Linked DNA regions of Homo sapiens: region 1 is linked to region 2. The links are chromatin loops, found by intact Hi-C in ENCODE. Cell type or tissue: heart left ventricle. All regions are shown on one strand. Each heading gives the region's core, and the rest is flanking DNA. Links, peaks and the distances in the headings are about the cores only.

Region 1 (9,533 bases), core at 539-8,538, 72 kb after region 2:
GCAAGATAGATGGGAGAAATGGATGGTTATTTCCAGCTCTCCTAATCTTTTCATTCTCTCTACATGGAGCATTTAGAAAAACAAAAACAAAAACCAAACAAACACATATCCTTTCATCAGCTGATTGCTATGCTGCTTGGCAGGGTTGTCACAATTTAAAGATCAGGACTTAGTCTTACATGGGAGCAAACACTTCTTTGTGGCAGAAATTCATTAGTCTTGCTCCCAGTCGGCTGGTGACAGAATGGGCACTAAGGTTTTCTTCTTGGAGGCTGGGAGTGTTGCTTCAGCATCACTGAGCTCATTATTCCTTTACTTTCAGAGCAAGATGAAATTAAGAGGCCAGCTTGTTAGGAAGTCAGTTCACTGTGTCATACAGATCTAAGAGGAATGTTGGAGCAAGTGCTGCTCCTGAAAAACATACATGGTTATTGGAGTAACAAGCAGAATTCTGTTGATGTTTGCTTTCCTTAGAAAGTAGAAGAAATGGATCAATTATGGCAGGGTTCAAAGCTCTCTATAGCTGAAGAGAAATATCTCCAAGGGCCATAAAAATAAAAAGACAGTTTGTTCATATCAATCCCTAACATAGAAAAATATCACTGGCTACATTTCCAACTATCTATTTCTACTACAGCCTTCAAAGTGGGGACTGGGAATCTCGTGCTTACTTTGAAGAGGCTTGAAATGATTGCCTCCTTTTGCAAAAATCTTTAAATTGAACAATTATTTTCAAGGCAGATTGTCTATATTGAGTCATTCTGCAGAACTAAAAAAAACTTAGTATTTTAAATGCATTGTCGTTTGGAGCACTTTAAGATTAAATAAATCGTTATCTTGGGTGATGCAATATGAAACCTTGAGTAGAGGTCAAAGAAGTTCTATGACATTTACAGATGTTTAAAAATAGTACTTTAAAATAGAGAAAACTATGAATTACCTTTATTAACCATAGTGATATAATGAATAATGGCATCTACCAATAATCAATCTCAAACCGCAATTAGTCACGACACAAGGTTCAATCTCTCACTAAGAGCAAATATTTTACTAGAGTAGCTAATAAATAACAAATTGATATGATTCCACTTAAAAAAATCATGTTTCAATTTTGATAAGGATGATTGATAAACAATGATAAACATTTATAAACCTTGATAAACATTGATAAAAATGTTTCATGTTTCAATTTTGATAAGGATGATTTGTAACCTTCTCAAAGAATTGTTATTAGAAGGTAAGAGGTAGGGCAAAAGATTTGAATAATTTGTCCATGTAACTGAGGCTTGGCTAAAATAGCATGTAATGTAATTAAATTATTTAGTGAACACATTGGTGGTGGTGTACAGCTTTTAGGACTTTAAGGGATATGAAACTTTTCATTTTCCCTTAATTATAATTATTCTTGTACTTATATTTCTATTAATTTATCTGTAAAAAGGAATTTAAAAATCTTCATATAATACTGTAGAACGTCATTAATCCGTTATTGAAGAACAGGAATATAATTATTAATTTATCTTTCTTATCCTTTTATTTATCTTTACAATGTTTGTTTAGCTGTGAATTTAAAAACCTTTAACTGATTCTGCTGTTAGCTCTAAGGGCCAATAATTACCTTCTCTTAGAGATGCAGCTTAAGTTATTTATCATAGTGGAATTAAATGTTGCCTAATTAGATTCTCTTGATTTTCTCCATGGGTCATTCTTAGACAGATGACTGAAGACCTCTTGTTTGAGGACACATTGGCTTAGCATGCAGTGTCTGACACAGGGCCCCGACACGCAGAGAGTAGGCGTGATTGTGATTTTGAGTTTATATTCTTCTGAATGGACTTTTTTTTTTTGGCTTATCATTTTTTTCCAAGTTAAATCTAATTTGACATAATTTTATAGACAAACAAGATTCCTATGTTGCTTATCATTTGTCTTTAAGTATTAACCAACTTTGCTTGGTGATGTTGAAATAGACTCTAGAAGTGAGCAAATCACCCCAGAGTTTCCTCAGGTGCTATTATTTTTGGGGTGCTATGTGAAGAAATAAAAACAAACTCTAAAACACAAGCCAGGTGTGCATACAGCTCTAGAATGAAAAGGTATTTCTGTTATTTCTTAGGGCAAATTTTACTTTTTGAGGATCTGTTTATTAGTATTTTGAGTATTAGTCATGAACTTAAAATATAAGTATAGTAGGCTTATAATTACTACCCACTAGTAATTTCTTTTATATTGAGACAGCTTCATTTGTACTGAATGTATAAAATTAATAATGATATACATGGATACTTAATTAAAAACCAATTACTGAGTTATTTTTATTTATTTTGACAATAGGAATTTATTCCAAAGCTTTGCATATGTGAAAACACGGATCTCCTCAGGGTGTTGTTGGTAGTCTAGACATAATAATAATGTAACTTGTTTGAGAAATCTTGTTCTTCTATGGGCAATCAAATACATGATTACTGAAGAAATCAAGTATTCAGAATCAGTTTGTATTGAAACAAACCCTCTATAGTCCCAGCTTACAGATACATTAAAATTGTAAGTCACAGAGTCCAAGTCTATTTTTTATTGGAAAGCTTAAACCCCAGACTTATGATAAGAATTTTCATAAAGGAAGCTGAACTTTATTTCTGGAAATATCAGATATTGTAGTTTGTGTATTTATTTTGGTGAGGCATTTCTTAAAAGGGAGCCATTTCTCAAAATTAACTTTTAAAAATTTCTGAATCTTATTTTGCCTCTGTATTAAAGGTGTTTATCTCTCATTTTGTTACAGAGATAAAAGATAAAAAGGACAGTTTTAAACATTATTGATTTCAATATTTAATTGACCTAGACAATTTACATTGATGTCACTAAGAATTATGCATCCACCTCTGAACATAATTAATTTATGAACTGTTAGAGTGTCATTTTTTATTGAGTAGTTGTTAAGAGTTGAACTGTATACCTCTAAATTCACATGTTGATTTCTTAACACCCAGTACTTCAGAACAGAATGTGACTGTGTTTGGAGACAGGGTCTTTAAGGAGATAATTAAGTTAAAATGAGGTCATTAGGGTGGGTCCTAATCCAATATGACTGTTGTCTTCATAAGAAGAGGAGATTAGGAAACAGACATAAACAGAGGAAAAACCATGTGGAAACAACGGGAGAAGACAGCCATCTTCAAGACAGAGAGAGGGCCTCAAAAGACAACAACTTTGCCAATACCTTGATCTCAGACTTCTGTCTTCCAGGGCTGTGAGAAAACAATTTCTTATTTAAGCCAACCAGTCTGTGGTACTTTGTTATGGTAACCTGAGCAAGCTATTATAATACAGTTACAGCTATAGCTATGGAAATTCTAAGGCCAATCTCTGTCCTCTAAGAGGTTGTATGAATTCCAAGCCCTGGCAGTTGTAAATGTTATCGTAGTCAGCTTCTCTGTCACCTGGTTTATTTCCTCTGACTCCTTGTCAGGTAGATAGAGAGAGAGTGTTGCAATGGATACTGAGAATGTGATGCATCCTGGTTCATCCGAACTCTGAATCTACTTTCCCTATGGCTCCATGTACTTGTGTGTAAGAAGTCAGGTTGCATGGACACGTGTGCATACCTGTATGTGAGGGTGTATGTGTGTATTGAAGAGAAGTTAGAGTATAGTACTGCTTAAGAGCATGGACTCTGCAACCAAATGGAGCTGAACAGCTCCACATTTACTGTGTACTATTGGGTAAGTTATTTAACCTCTCGGGGCCACAGATCTCTCATCTAGAAAATGGGGTCAGTGACAGTTCCTACTCTCATAGGGTTGTGGTGAATATTAATTGATTAAAGTATTTAGAATAGGGCTTGACACACAGTAAGAGCCAGGTCAGGCATAATGATCTTTATTTCATAGGGCTACTGTGAAGACCAATTAAATGATACAGTGGGTTTGAAGTACCTTACATGGTGCCTGGAAAGTAGTAGGCACTAAACACCTGTTGTCTTATTTTTCATCCTCAATATTCCCATAATCTCAATATGGTATTAAGGTTATACTCTTAACAAGGGCACCAAGGTGTGGGAACTGCAAAGGCACTTTAAGATCAACTGATTTAACTATTCACAAACAGGTGGAGGATGGTGAGGCACATCAGAACACAGAACTACAGTCTCCCTGTTTTCTCCTTCCTTCCATGTTGATGTAGTTTGGATATCTGTCCCCACCAAATTTCATGTTGAAATGTGATCCCTAATGTCGGATGTAGGGTCTGGTGGGAGGTGTTTGGATCATGGGGACAGATCCCTTATGAATGGCTTGGTGCCCTCCCCATGGTAACAAATGAGTTCTTGCTCTGTTAGTTCATGTGGGAGCTGGTTGTTGGAAGGAGCCAGTTTCTTGATTACTTTCAGTGAAAAAATAAAAAATAAAAATAAAATAAAGGAGCCCAGCACCTCCTCTCTCTCTTGCTCTCTCACCTGTGACACATCTGCTTCCCTTTTGCCTTCCACCTGATTTAAAGCTTCCTGAGGCCTCACCAGAAGCTGAGCAGATGCTGGTGCCATGCATGTACAGCCTGCAGAAACATGAGCCAAATAAATTTCTTTTCTAAGTTACCCAGTCTCAGGTATTCCTTAACAGCAATGCAAGATAGACAAATACATACATCAACATGTTGTCTTCCTATCATGCATCCTTTTTTTTCTCTCCCCTGCCTCTCACATGAGGGAGAATCTCATTTAATACAATCAGTGGTTGGTGGTAGATAGAAACTGGGCAGAAGAAACCAGATGTTAGTAAGGACTTGGCAACGGTTTCATTGTTCTTACAAATGTGAACATGTTTTATTTTTCATAGGATTATGGCCATCAGCCTTTTAGAAACTGATGACTTAAGCACTAAATCTCTCCTGGTTCCTTCCCTGCCCTTTCAGTCTCTTCTATACGACCTAATTGATTTGCTCCTCTTTGCCTACCTTTCCTTACTCATTAATGCGAGGCTTTCACAGTTAACCAAGGGAAAAGTGCATCAAACTCTCTTTGTACTCTGAATCTGGAATTGACATATCCCCTCAGCAGCATTTTTGCATAGTGGCTCATTTGCTATGAATTTCTGTTTTGCCAGTACAATTTCATTAGCCAATTAATTTCCATTTTAATCTTTTATGACCCTTACACATTGCAGATGAGTAAAGGGGAGTATATTGATAAGATGAAGAATTTTCAAGCTATATAAATCCAGTCCACACCAATTTCAGCCCTCTTTCAAGGGAATGCAAAACTCTGATAAGACTGAGAATGACTCCAGAAGAAAAGCTTGAAAGTTTTATAAGAGACCAGATGGTGGCAGCATAGAATGTGTGAGAAAAACTCCATGAGCAATGTTAAAAACATGATACAAATATGTTGTAAATAGTAGCAAAACTACTAATTATTGATGAGAACTAAGATAGAGAAACTGGTTATAGACATGCAATGTAGTACCAGAAATACCTGAATTTGACTCTGTGTTCCTACGTGTCGGCTGCGTGAACTTGGGCAAGCCAAGTAGCTTCTTTCTCTAAGCTCTGTTTCCTCATTTATGAAGTGGGAACATTAATAGTTACGGGATTGTTTTAGGATTAAGGGAGATAATGTATGTTAAAGACTTAGCCCTTCCTAGCAAGGATATTGTAGGTACTTACAGAGAGAGAGAGAGAGAGAGAGAGAGAGAGAGAAATTTAACCATGTCAAATACGAACATCATATATCAAAGGAAAGTTTTTGTAACTTTTTCTAAATCAGTAGGATAACGAGAGGAACATGGGAGCAGTAGTCAGTCCCTATGTGCAGGTAAAAAGGAGATGCATTGTCCCTAGAGAGTTTAAAAATACTAACAATGTCAACTAAACTCAGTCTACTTTTTATAATCACCATGAACCAGCAGCTCCAAACAATGTCATGGTAAAAAAACTCTTCTTTATGGGAACTTTACTGTTCCTAGCAAACTGAAATTTTCGTTATCGTTTTAAGCATTTTAAGACCCTTTACCCTCTGCTTCTGACTTATCTGCCTTTTATGCTTTTCGCTTCCTGAATCCTTTCCAGTCCAACGGTACAAATTGTTCAATGGAGATGCTTTGCATATCCTGCTTCTCCATTTTTTAATCACACCATTCCTACCACCTGAAATGCCCTGTAATCTCCTTTTCATTTATTTATATCTTACTTTTCCTTCGTGGGTACAGCTTAAGGGCTACATTCTCTGGGAAGCTTTCCTCATCTGCTGGATCCTCCAAGGACATATCTCTCTTTTTGTGTACGTAGCTATTTTGGCCCTTAGCATCTGCTATCTTCTATTGAAACATATTGCCCCTTCCTTCCAATGTAAAGGAGGAGCTCATTCACAGAGTTGATATTATTTCCGTAATCTAGCCCAGCTTTAGGTTTTGATATCATCTGTACACTTGGTGCTTACAATTGTGTTTGGAGTTCAAGACATTCTGTCACAGAGTGAACATAACTAGTGGGTATCTTCAATTTTGAACTTCCTTTGAGATGCGTATGCTACCTTAAATAGTGTACACAATGTAATATTAATTAACATTTAGACATTTTAAAAGGAAGAAATAATGATTACCTTGTGGGTTTGAGGGCAAATGATTGGAGCCTGTATTTCCCAGAACCAAGATTAATATGCAAGGCCCCATCTGTGAGCTCTAAATTCCAGATTCCATTGATGCTGTTTTTCAGTCATTTTTTCCATGAGACCTGGAATCTTTTCATCTCTTCTTAGCTGGTGTAAAACTGAATGTATATTTTAGCATGTGGTGGCCACTCCCTTGGTGAAAAAATACTGGGTCTATGAAAAATGCTGGGTCTTCGAACTTGAGCTTTAACCTTTTGTCTGTATCCTAACCAGCTACTATAAACAGAATGCTGTCAGCATTTACCTGTCATTGGAGAAAGTAAGTATAAAATATCTTCCTTCACATCTCATATTCAACAAGATAGCCATATACTGCCAAGTCCTTTGTGAAAAAATTGGCCAGATCCTGGGATCAGAGGCTCATTCTCCAGAAGTGCAGAGATCTCACAGGTTCTGGTATTCTAAGGGAGTGCTCTGGGAAGAAGGAAGTACTTCTGAGCTGAGTTGGCTCCTGGTCAGAAGAAATTCTGGACAGATGGTTTAGTTTTACTTCTCTCAGACTCTTGTGAAGTTGGACCTGGGTGTTTAGCCTCTTTAATAATCTTTTGTAATTACGTGGAGGTGGGTGAGGAAATCTTTGTCTCATATCATTATTGATTAGAATTACTATCTTTGTTTCAGGAATCTTGTTTACAGAGTGGGCTAAAGTTCTTCATTACCAAAAATGCAGAGTGTAGCAAGGGGAACATGGCAGAGGTCTAGATATTTGAAACACTTGGCACAGCACATTCCCCATGAACCCAAGGAACAAAACTAGGAACAATGCTAATAGAGCAACATAATAGTTCAACATAAATGGGAGAACTTTCTAACAATAAGTTGTCCATATATAGGATGAACTATCATGTTGATACTGAGTTTCCCATAATGTGAGATATTTACAGAGGTGAGAGTGCTGTGGGGTATTCAAGTATTGGTGAATGATGTGAATAAATGGATTCAAATTCTTTTTCTTACCTGGAGTCTATAGTTCAGGGATTTTGCCGTTTCTTTTTCCAAATCTGTTGATTACAAATGAATAAACACATGAAAAGCAAATTATTGTATCCTTTTTTCTATTCTTTTAATTATTGTAGATGGTATTCTCATCTCCTAACATATACTAATTAGAGACATGGAAGGAATAAGCCTCTAAGTAGAAAAGTATATGATATTAAAATATTAAGAGTATGAAAAATTACATGGGATTTTGGAAATGCACAGAGTTTTACTTATTTGTTTTTTTTTTAATTTGGAAAGAAATGCAGTCTTGTAATGAAGTCTTAGGTGGCATGTGAAATGAGAAATCAAGATTTTGGCTCTCCTATTGGGCTTTTCTATCAATGGAAACTTTATTCCTGTATTGAACAATTCTTTTCTCCTAACTGGCTCATCTCATGGGAGAGATTTAATGAATAATTGATGGAAGGCACAAGTGCTCTATTACACCTTCTATTCAAGGAGAAAAAGATACGAGCCTCTTTAGGTGTATTATATGCAGATGCTATGTTGGCAATTTCCTGTATGACAAGAAAATTAAAATAGACTCCCCACTTCTTCTTTAGAGTGGGGTTGAACATAGGAACTGCAGTGAGGTGGCTTGAAGATCTTTAGAAGGAGGGTAGTTAAAAGCTTTCCATATGATGTTCAAATCACTGAGTCTGAAAAAGAATAATGTGTAATTGTATCAGTCTATGTCCAATCAGGAGACAGAAACTGCACAGTGATAAGTAATTTGAACAAAGTTAAATATATAGAATTGTTAAGTATAATAATTTGGAGTAATGGGGTTTGGAGTAATAAAGGGTTAATTAATATAAAGGAAACAGAAGTTTAAAGAATACAGAATAGCACATATAAGAAGCAGCTACTACTTCCAGGGCTGAGATAGAACATCCAAAAAAGAGCCTGCCCCTTGCCCCAACCCCTGGGGGTGAGACACAAACCTTGTTGGAGGACACAGTTATGAGTAACTAGATGGTGGAGAACTCACTGGGGGGTGCTGCACAGGTGGAACTTGCTGGAAATCTGAAGCTAGGGTTCCAAGAAAAGATGCGAATGAGGAGGTATCTTACTAGGAGTATGTTGCTACAAATCATGCAATGGAGGTGCCAGGAAACTATGCTGGCTGTTTCCTGCTGATCACTTTTGGTTTTATCTATTTTGTCTTTTTGCTGTTGTTGTCCTCAATTCCATTGATTTCTGCTCTTTTACTTGTTATTTTCTTATGTTTGGTTTGAGATTATTTTGGTCTACTTTTTCTAGTTTCTAAAATTGAAAGTGTGGATCATTGATTTGAGGTTTTCTTCTTTTTTAATTATTTAGTGCTTATTCACAATAACAAAGACATGGAATCAACCTAAATGCCCATCAATGGTAGACTGGATAAAGAAAATGTAATAGATATACACCATAGAATACTGTGCAGACATAAAAAAGAATGAGATAATGTCCTTTGCAGGAATATGGAGATAGAGGCCATTATCCTTAGCAAACTAGCCCAGAAACAGAAAACCAAGTGCTGTATGTTCTCACATATAAGTGGGAACTAAATGATGAGAACATGTGGTCACAAAGAGGGGAACAACAGACTGTGGGGCCTGCCACAGGGTGGAGGGTGGGAGGAAGGAGAGGAGCAGAAAAATCACTATTGAGTATTAGCCTTAGTACCTAGACAAAATAATTTGTACAACAAACCCATAACACGAGTTTACCTATATGACAAACCTGCACATGTACCCCTGAACCTAAAATAAAAGTTAAAAAAAAAGCATGAGCCTTTTAAGTGAGGGAAAGGAAAGTTGAGGTGGCTATAATAACATTATGTAAAACTCTATTTCTGATAGAGTGTCTTCTTCTGAAGTCTAATTTGTGTAATATTATTATAGCCAGC
Region 2 (9,533 bases), core at 1,078-9,077:
TGCACATGCCCTCTTGCTTGCCACCACGTAAGATGTGCCTTTGCTTCTCCTTTATCTTCTGCCACAATTGTGAGGCCTCCCCAGCCATGTAGAACTGTGAGTCCATTAAAACTCTTTACTTATAAATTACTCAGTCTTGGGTATGTCTTTATTAGCACTGTGAGAACAGACTAGTACACTCAGCAAGGAATTATTTTCTTACAAAGTACAGAACTGTTTCCCTTTTCATGTAAAAAATGAAAAGTTAAGGCCGGGCGCGGTTGCTCACGCCTGTAATCCCAGCACTTTGGGAGGCTGAGGCGGGCAGATCATGAGGTCAGGAGATCGAGACCATCCTGGCTAACACGGTGAAACCCCGTTTCTACTAAAAATACAAAAAAAATTAGCTGGGCGTAGTGGCGGGCACCTGTAGTCCCAGCTACTCAGGAGGCTGAGGCAGGAGAATGGCGAGAACCCGGGAGGCGGAGCTTGCCGTGAGCCGAGATTTCGCCACTGCACTCCAGCCTGGGCGACTGAGCAAGACTCTGTCTCAAAAAAAAAAAAAGAAAAGTTAAACTAGATAATTCTTAAAATATCTTTCAATTTTAAACGTCATTGAGCTTTGTCAATTATGTCGTATTTTCTTGGCTGTTTATTAGATCAGTAGGAAGGTTTACTTATTGATCACGTAAAAACAAACATCATATTTTTCTTTCATCATCAAGATTCCTATTTCTTCAGTTTATTTCAGGTAGAAAAGTGTATTCCAAAGAAGGAAGATATTCCCATAGTGAAAAAGGAAAATACATATATTCCCTGAGGCAGGCAATACTTTTCAAAAGAATGAGAAGTCTTTTTACCATCATTAAAAGTCTGGGACCCAAAATGCAGACCACTAGAATCACAAATTCTGCACTTGCCAAGCCTAGTCAGTTTTCCTTAGCTCAAAAACCTCAGGAATGGGCATCTTAAAAGGAAATACTTTTTGTGGATTTGCAAAGTCTCACTGCAAAGAAATTCACCTCAGTTTGAAAGATCTTGTGGGATTAAAAGTCAAGATTCATTTGGGAATGCTGGCTGGTAGACATTTCATGTCTCTCTTTTGCTGAGAAGTAATCTCACAAAGAATTTATAGTCTATGACTGCATATAAAGGTGGCTTCTTTGAGGGGCCCACATTTGTATGTACTTTGAGAGGAGAGGATGGGAGCTGAATATAAAACACTGTGGCTGATTTCAACATCTGCTCCTATAGTTACAGAGAACCAGAGGCTGGACTCTAAAACACGAATGGAAGGTCACAAGCCAGAAGTTTCTGAGAATGTGTTGGGGAAGGAGTGGGTTGGGAAAATAGCTGTATTTCCTCTAAAGAAAAAAAGATATCTCTTTGAAGTCTGGGTATTTGGTAAATTTAAAAAAAAAAAGAATAAAAGACAATAGAAAAGGTATCACTAATGGGGTAGAAGGAACAAAACACTAAAATTGAAACCAAAACCAAATCACCCAAACCAAATAAAATTCCTTTCAGTGGAAGCACACTTGTGTAATACCACACTTTTAAAAATGACCTCTCTTCTGGATTATTTCATTAGCCTCCTATTTTACCTTTCTGCCACCAATTTCTCCCACCTTCAGTTTATTCTGCAAACTACTTTCTGAATGGTCTTTCTAAGACATTTTAGTGACAATGTAACCATAGCCTTCATGATCAAAAACTTTCAATGGCTCCTCATTGTCGCATGAAGAAAATCCAGATATTTCAGTTTTGATTTTCAAGTCTTTAGATGATTAGCCAAATCCATCATCCGTAAAATGAAATCAATATATAGAAATTTATAGGTTATCTCAGCAGTGTAGGTCAGTTACGTAACTAAATAATTTTTAAATGGTTAAAAATAGTGGGCTGGGCGTGGTGGCTCATGCCTGTAATCCTACCATTTTGGGAGGCCGAGGCAGGTGGATCATCTAGGTCAGGAGTTCGAGACCAGCCTGGCCAACATGGCTAAACCTCATCTCTACTAAAAGTACCAAAAAAAAAAAAAAAATAGCCAGGCGTGGTGGCACACACCTGTAATCCCAGCTACTTGGGAGGCTGAGGAAGGAAAATTGCTTGAACCCAGGAGGTGGAGGTTGCAGTGAGCAGAGATTGTGCCACTGCACTCCAGCCTATGTGAAGGGAACAAGACTCCATCTCAAAAAAAGAAAAAAAATAGTGTTTTCCTTTATATCTATCTATCTGTCTATCTAATCCATCAATTATCTATTTTATACCAGTACTAATTAGTACCTGGGGTGGATATAAATGTGGGGTATGAATTGTCCCATTTCTAATGTGATACTGATTTACCTATGCAAGTGGTTTTGATTTTAGTTACCTTGACTAAGACACGCTAAGTAAATAAATTGAATATCCAAAAATAAACCATGCTTTTACTATTTCTTAGGCCTTAAATCAATCTTGGCCATATTAACAAGAATGTTTTTGGTGTCTGCTATATATTTTCAGGAGCTTTTGTAAATACTTGGTCTAATTTAATCTCATAATCTTCAAAAGTCTGTTGAGCAAACCCTGAAAACATCCACTTCCAGTCTGGTTAATTAGAAAACAATTAGGTTCTAACAAGGCTTTTGCTTCCTTACTCTGTTTACCAGCACAGTTTCAACATCCTTCCATTGATATGAAATGTGCAGAGACATAATTTTTTTCTTTTTCTTTTTAATCTTGATTCTGGAAGCCCTGGTAGAATAGTTAAGGAAATTCTTAACAGCAAACAGGGGAAGTCTTTTATTTTCTTTGGGTTTTGATGGTACACAAATTAACTTGTTTCCTCTACTGTGATGGGAATTCAGAAAAGGGAACCTATTGGAAATGTGAACATTCCTATTCTTCCTGACTCTTAAATTTCATTAGAAAACTTTACATCACATAACTTTTACTAAGAGGAGACTGGAGGCAGTGTTTACCAAGAACGTTTGTTAATGTGGAGCTAAAAAACAACATAGAATCACTAGCCACTTGGATAATGAACACTGCAAACATCATTGTTTATAGAAATGGTGTAATGCTAGGATAGAATTTAAGTTCTAGCTCAGGTTGCCATTGAAAGAAGAGTACAAATATTTGCCGAGCACCTACTATGTGTCAGGCATTGAGTAAGGCTTTTTTCATATTTTTACATTTTTTAAATTTAAAATTTTTATTTTAAAAAGATAGAGATAGGGTCTTGCATGTTGCTCAGGCTGGTCTCAAATTCCTGGCCTCAAGCAATCCTCCCACCTTGGCCTCCCAAGTGCTGGGATCACAGGCGTGAACCACTGCACCTGGCCTTTTTTTTTTTTTTTCATATTTCTTCTCATTTAATTCTCAGTGCAACCGTGTGGCTGGACATTTTTTCAATCTAAATTATTAGAGATAAGGAAATTGAGAGTTAGGGAACTTTAGTAACATGTCAAAGGTCGCACATGTGTTAATTGCAGGGCTTAGTTTAGAAACCACTTTAGTTTGATGTGAAACTAGAAACATTTCCACTATAGCACACTATCTTCATGCATGTTTTTACACCCATCAGAGTCCAGTTTCCTACTAACCTTGACCTGTTTTGCAAGGATGAATGGGCTAATGAATTACTAATTGTAAAATATGCTTATAATTTTAAAGAACATGTAACTATTGAAAGAAAAATCATGACATTTTATAGTTAACTTCTCAGTTTCTTTTCTTTATATAGTCCCAGGATAATATATGAAACTATCTGTGTTCTCTCTTTCATAGCATAAATTAATGGAGAGCAAAGGCCTTTCTTTGCAAACATTTTCTAACACAGTTAACCCATGCTTCCCTGCTGCTAACTTCTCTCAAACGTTTAGATTCATGGGGACATAAAGGCCAAACTGCTGTCTTATTAAATTCTTCTTTTCATAAGAATATGCAAGATGCAAATGAGCAAAATGTTAAAGCTCTATAAAGAGCATCTCTGGATTTTATAGCCCTGCTTCCGAAGAGTGTGTCTATGGGATATCAAGTGAAGAAATAGGAGCATGCATAATTGCATATGTAATTGGGCTGCAATTTTGCAGTGTATAATACAAAATACATATACATTTATAGATGAAAGACCTGAAATAAATATGCCAAAATGTGAGCCATGACCACCTGTAGGTGAAGATCTATAGGGCAATTGCATTTCGTTTTTCAAATGTTTTTATGCATTTTAAAAATAAAAATATGTTTCTTCTATTACCAGAAGAATGCAATACATTTCATCCATATTTTAAAAAGACACATTGTTTTGAAAGCAGTTCTGGTTTCGTGTGAGGGTGAGAATATCCTCAAATGGAAACAATTTTGTTTGCTAGGGAATTCAGCTTTAAAACAGGAGCAAGGCATTTGTCTCTTTGATGCCATGGCAACCCCTGGGAAAACGCAGAGTCCAACAATGGGATAAAAATGTGCCTCAAGAGTGGGTAAGAAGGAGGCAACCTTGGACTTCTTTTTCCTCCACTTTCCCTTGAACAGAAGGTTGCATTGTGTTTTTCCAGCTGACTTTGCTTTCCAGCTAGGCTGCTGTGAGAGGAAAGAGCAAACAATAAGAAGAACCTTTTTCTCATGGAGTTTTGGGCTCTCCGAAAAATTGTGCACTTTCTCAGCGGAGAAAAAGCTCAGTTTCTTTTCTCTGTCTTCCCCTCTCCTTGACATCTCCCAATTCAGTCATTTTTATTACAAGTTTCTCAATCCCCTTTACATTTTCCCCTCAGGATACGCCACTTGTCTTCTTCGGAGCTGTAGGGCTGGATTGATCTTTTCTCTATGGTCACTGTTTTCTTCTATGGTCTTTTCTCTATGGTCACTCTTTCTTGATAGAAAGACTCCTGCAGTCTTTTTCAGATCTCAATCCTTAATGCATCTCTGTTGGTCTCCAATGATTTGGCTGTCTGAGACTCTTTTTTTTTTTTTAAGATTTTTTTAACCTAATTTTATTCCTTAGGTAAATTGAACTCCCCCAAGCCACTGAAGATTGCTAAGGGTCTTCATTTTGGCAATATAGATCCAAATATTGTGATAACAGAGGTTACCAAAGGACTTTGTCTCCATTATATAGGTAAGTAATGATGATGCCAAGCTTTTTCTGTGGTCTGTGCCATGTTTCCTTCTAACATGACAGCAGCATCAATACAGCAAGAATAGTTTACCTTGGTGCTGGGTTTTACATTAAGATCCTGTGTGTTTGGACTTAAAAACTTTAGTCCACTTAGAAGCTACCAGCAACCTGAGCAAGAGGCCCTGTAGTTTTACGCCTCAAACCAGCGTAAGCACTGCTTTTCAACTAATACAAAGAAAAGGAATTGGGGAGGGAGGTCTTTCGAGTAACCATGGAAGTGACTTTAAAGAATTGCAGGTTGTCATTTTGGCAACCAGAGGTGCAGTCTTCAGAGTGGAGGACTCTGTGTGGCAGAGCCAGGCCTTGACCCAGTGTGACCCCCTGATATCGGGAACCACAAGAGACTTGTGCAGCTGCCTGGCCTCCAACCGGCCTGGGAGGCTGGCCATTCCAGGAAACTAGCAGTGATGGTATCATTCCTAGGAGCATGATTCACCCAAGAAGAATGAAAACTTTAGAGCCATGAAGGCTGACTGTGGAGGATGGAAGGCTCATCTCATTCATCTTTCTTTCCTGAGCACCCATCAGTAAATATTGCCTTAAGTGAGATGTGCAAATTCCAGCTGCTGCTCAGAACTGATGGTTGTATGGCCTGTAGAAAATGTCTTCATTTCTTTAATAATTTTTTGCAGCCTACATAAATTTTCTTTTTTCCCGGATTGGCCCTTGTGCAAAAAAAACATTGCTTCCCACAGTTATAAGCCATTATAAATGATGTGTACTACTTCCTTAATTTCCCATCATTTGGAGTCTAGTGAGGAGACACAGATTAGTAGATAAGGTCAAATTCAACTCAATAAAAGTTGGGGGTCACTTCAGTCCTGAGTCAGGTACCAGCCTGGCCCAGCGGAGCTTAGTATGAAAGTACTTTATGAGGTTGAACATTTGTATGGTATTGTATAGCATGTTTAAAAAGCCTATCACATAGATGATCTCATTTGACTTTCACTGTAAGTAAAACCAAGGTATCAGTACTGGTATCAGTGATGAACAGACTCATATGGGTTCAGGAGCTCTCTCATGATGTCCCTCTGCCAGCTGGACAGGGTCCAGGGGCCTCAGAAAAACCATATTCTTCAGTTTATGTGGGATATTGCACATTTCTAGGACTGTGAGTGTTGATGAGAGGGTAGGGGTGTGTGTACTTGGGAAGGAAACGCATAATTCAGGTGTTCCTGAACAAATTGTGATCTAGATGGAGTCCAGCCTTTTTGAATCTGGCTACAATGCTAGTGAACTGTCCCAGGTTAAAGGAATTTGGATCAACCCCTGGTATCAATTTGGCACCAGGTTTGATATATAGTAGAGGGAGCTGTTTAACAAGCCATGTTCTTCATCCTGTTGATAAGGGAGAAACAGGAGAATATGAAGTCATGTAAGGGAGTGTGAGTTGTCCAAAGCTGAAACAATTTCATTTGCTGAAGTGATCTGAGGATTAGCATGTCTTTCTATAATACACAAATATATTTAGCACAGTGCTTGGCACTTAGTAGGTACTCAATACATGTTAATAAGGTATTATGGTAATAAATAATAGATTATGCATGGTCCTGTTATGGTTTTTTAAAGTTTTTTCCTTAGTCTTGAGTTCTGATTCCTATATTGCTTTTGGATGCCAGGTTATTCTATGTGCTTATTTGGTTCTTGATGTACTAGTTATGCAATAAAATCTGTTGAAGGAATAAATGAAAGAAGGAAGGCTTGCAGTGACACTTTGTATTTACTTCTAAGGCAATGTTGACATTCTCTATTCCAGAAGAACTAAAAATGATTCACATTCATTGGTGTCAAAATTTCCACATATTTATAATTTCCATTATATTAGGTTGGTGCAGGTGTAATTGTGGTTTTTGCCAATATTAAATATAATAGTGTTAATCAATTAATTTAATATTAAAATGTTAAAATAATCAGTATTTTTTTCTTCTCTTCTTTTTTTCCTTCTTGATAGACTTTCTTGTGCAGTCCTTAAAAAGTAGGACAATTCTACTTTTTAAATTGGCACTTTTGAAAGTTATTTCATTGAGTATTTACGTATTAGTAGACTGCTTGGTTCAACTTCTTACAGTTGACGTAAATTTTGGCCCAGAACTCATGTGTGAAAAAAATTAATTTTGTTTATTTTCTGTCTGATGATAAAAATTTTAAGTGATATTTCCACCAGGAGTTGGAAAACTTAATCTCTATCAGTTAGTATTTTACTCCTTCTAATTCTTTTTTTATTTTATTTTATTTTATTATTATTATACTTTAAGTTTTAGGGTACATGTGCACAATGTGCAGGTTAGTTACATATGTATACATGTGCCATGCTGGTGCGCTGCACCCATTAACTCGTCATTTAGCATTAGGTATATCTCCTAATGCTATCCCTCCCCCCTCCCCCCACCCCACAACAGTCCCCAGAGTGTGATGTTCCCCTTCCTGTGTCCATGTGTTCTCATTGTTCAATTCCCACCTATAAGTGAGAACATGCGGTGTTTGGTTTTTTTGGTCTCCTTCTAATTCTTGATTTGAAATCTAAATTTGGGGGATATTTTGGAGGCAAGAGGTCAAGTGCAGTGGAGTGAATTCCTGGTCTGGACATGCGGGCATCTGCCAGGAATCCTTAGGCCTGTCTGCTTCCTGACCATCGGTCCACACAACACAGATTGCTCTGACATCTTCCCATCCTGAATCTGATGCTTTTATGTGGCCAGCTCCCTTCATTACTTGGATGCACCTTCTGGGTACAAAGGCAACATTTAGCTCTTCTTACACTTCTTTGGGACACAGAGAATTCTGCCAGTTCCTTTTGCTTAAGCACTCCACAGAACTATCTCTTCTCCACTATTACTTTACTAAGTTGGTGACAGAAGCATTTTAGCTCTTGATACCTCTGCAGGATATCCCTCCTCCAGAGTGTGAAGATACTCTTTGCTCTTGAATCTACCAAACCAATCTGGGTTTCTGTGAATTCCACCATCACAGGGGACTCAACTCAGGGAGGGAAGAGAACAGTTCTTCTTCTGAAGGACATGCCATTGCCACTGCCTCCTCTCCAGCTCTTCCTTCCCAACTAATCTGGCTATGAAGATTTATCTCATCTGTGGTTTCAGGTGGAGGAAGAGGGTGATGTTCTGGACAGGGATGTCTGGAATTATGCTGAATTCTTCAAAAACTTCTGTGATGCCTTGAGTTCCAAAGAGTCTCAGGTTGCAACTTCAAGGCCAAGATTTTGATTCTCAGAGCTTTACAGTTGTCAAATGCTGACAACTCTTTAAGGTTCACTAGGTTCCATTGGGTCAGCCAATGTTATTTTTTACCAAGCACTTATTATGCGCCAAGTAAAAGGAGAAATAGGACAGAGCTAAACTAAAAGACCCAAAGTCTTTCATAATTGCATAGAGGTGGGTATTCAACTTAATAATTATGTACTGATATGGTTTGGCTGTGTGCCCACCCAAATCTCATCTTCAGTTGTAGCTCCCATAATTCCCATGTGCTGTGGGAGGGACTCAGTGGGAGATAATTGCATCACTGGGATGGTTTCTCCCATACTGTTCTCATGGTAGTGAATAAGTCTCACGAGATCTGATGGTTTTACAAGGGGAAATCCTTTTTGCTTGGCTCTCATTCTCTTTTTGCCAGCTGCCATGTAAGACATCCCTTTGTTCTTCTTTCATCTTCTGCCATGATTGTGAGGCCTCCCCAGCTATGTGGAACTCTGAGTCAATTAAATCTTTTTCCTTTATAAATTACCCAGTCTTGGGTATGTCTTTATATACAGCATGCAAATGGACTAATACACATATTGAGCATTTTCTATTTATCAAGAACATGGCCGGGCATGATGGCTCATGCCTGTAATCCCACCACTTTGGGAGGCCAAGGTGAGCTTGAACTTGAGTTCAAGCATTTGAGACCAGGCGTCCTCATGCCCACCTGGTCCCTGGTCATTAGTCCACACAACACAGATTGCTGTGCCATCTTCCCCTCCTGAATCTGAAGCCTTTTATGAAGCCAGCTTCCTGGTGAAACCCATGCAAAAATTTGATTCTACAAAAAATACAAAAATTAGCTGGGTGTGGACTACATCTGTAGTCCCAGCTACTCGGGAGGCTGAGGTGGGAGGATTGCTTGATCCTGGGAGATCAAGACTGCCGTGAACTGTGACCGCTCTACTGCCCTCCAGCCTGGGCAACAGATAAAGCCTCTGTCTCAAAAAAAAAAAAAAAAAAAAAAAAAAAAAAAAAAAAAAAAAAAAAGAAGGTACTGACAGTGTATCAGTGAACAAGACAAATACTTAGACAAAAATGTGGTTAAAAGCTTGAGCTCTGGAGTCAGATGGCTAGTTTAAAGGGGTCTTTTGTGATCTTAACTGTCTGAGCCTCAGTGGGCACATGTGTAAGGGAAG

The links. A loop is a pair of places that touch in the nucleus more often than their neighbours do. Peaks named below come from ENCODE experiments on the same cell type or tissue, not always from the same donor. Only the 100,000 strongest peaks of a DNase experiment are listed, where the experiment ranks them.
Region 1: it touches region 2 in a loop (2.6-fold over the local background); 6 of 110 quality-filtered maps call a loop at or near these places.

The regions. Positions count from the first base shown.
Region 1 is chr1:99,523,087-99,532,619 of GRCh38, reverse strand. No RefSeq gene overlaps it. Among named protein-coding and RNA genes, the nearest start is that of LINC01708, 40 kb to the right of the region's middle. In heart left ventricle, for the core only: a CTCF peak has its summit at 5,313 (motif pointing right); no DNase peak of the experiment used is centred there.
Region 2 is chr1:99,595,856-99,605,388 of GRCh38, reverse strand. No RefSeq gene overlaps it. Among named protein-coding and RNA genes, the nearest start is that of PALMD, 45 kb to the left of the region's middle. RefSeq lists a silencer at 4,302-4,596. In heart left ventricle, for the core only: no CTCF peak of the experiment used is centred there; a DNase peak (open chromatin) is centred at 5,488; H3K27ac peaks cover 3,254 bases.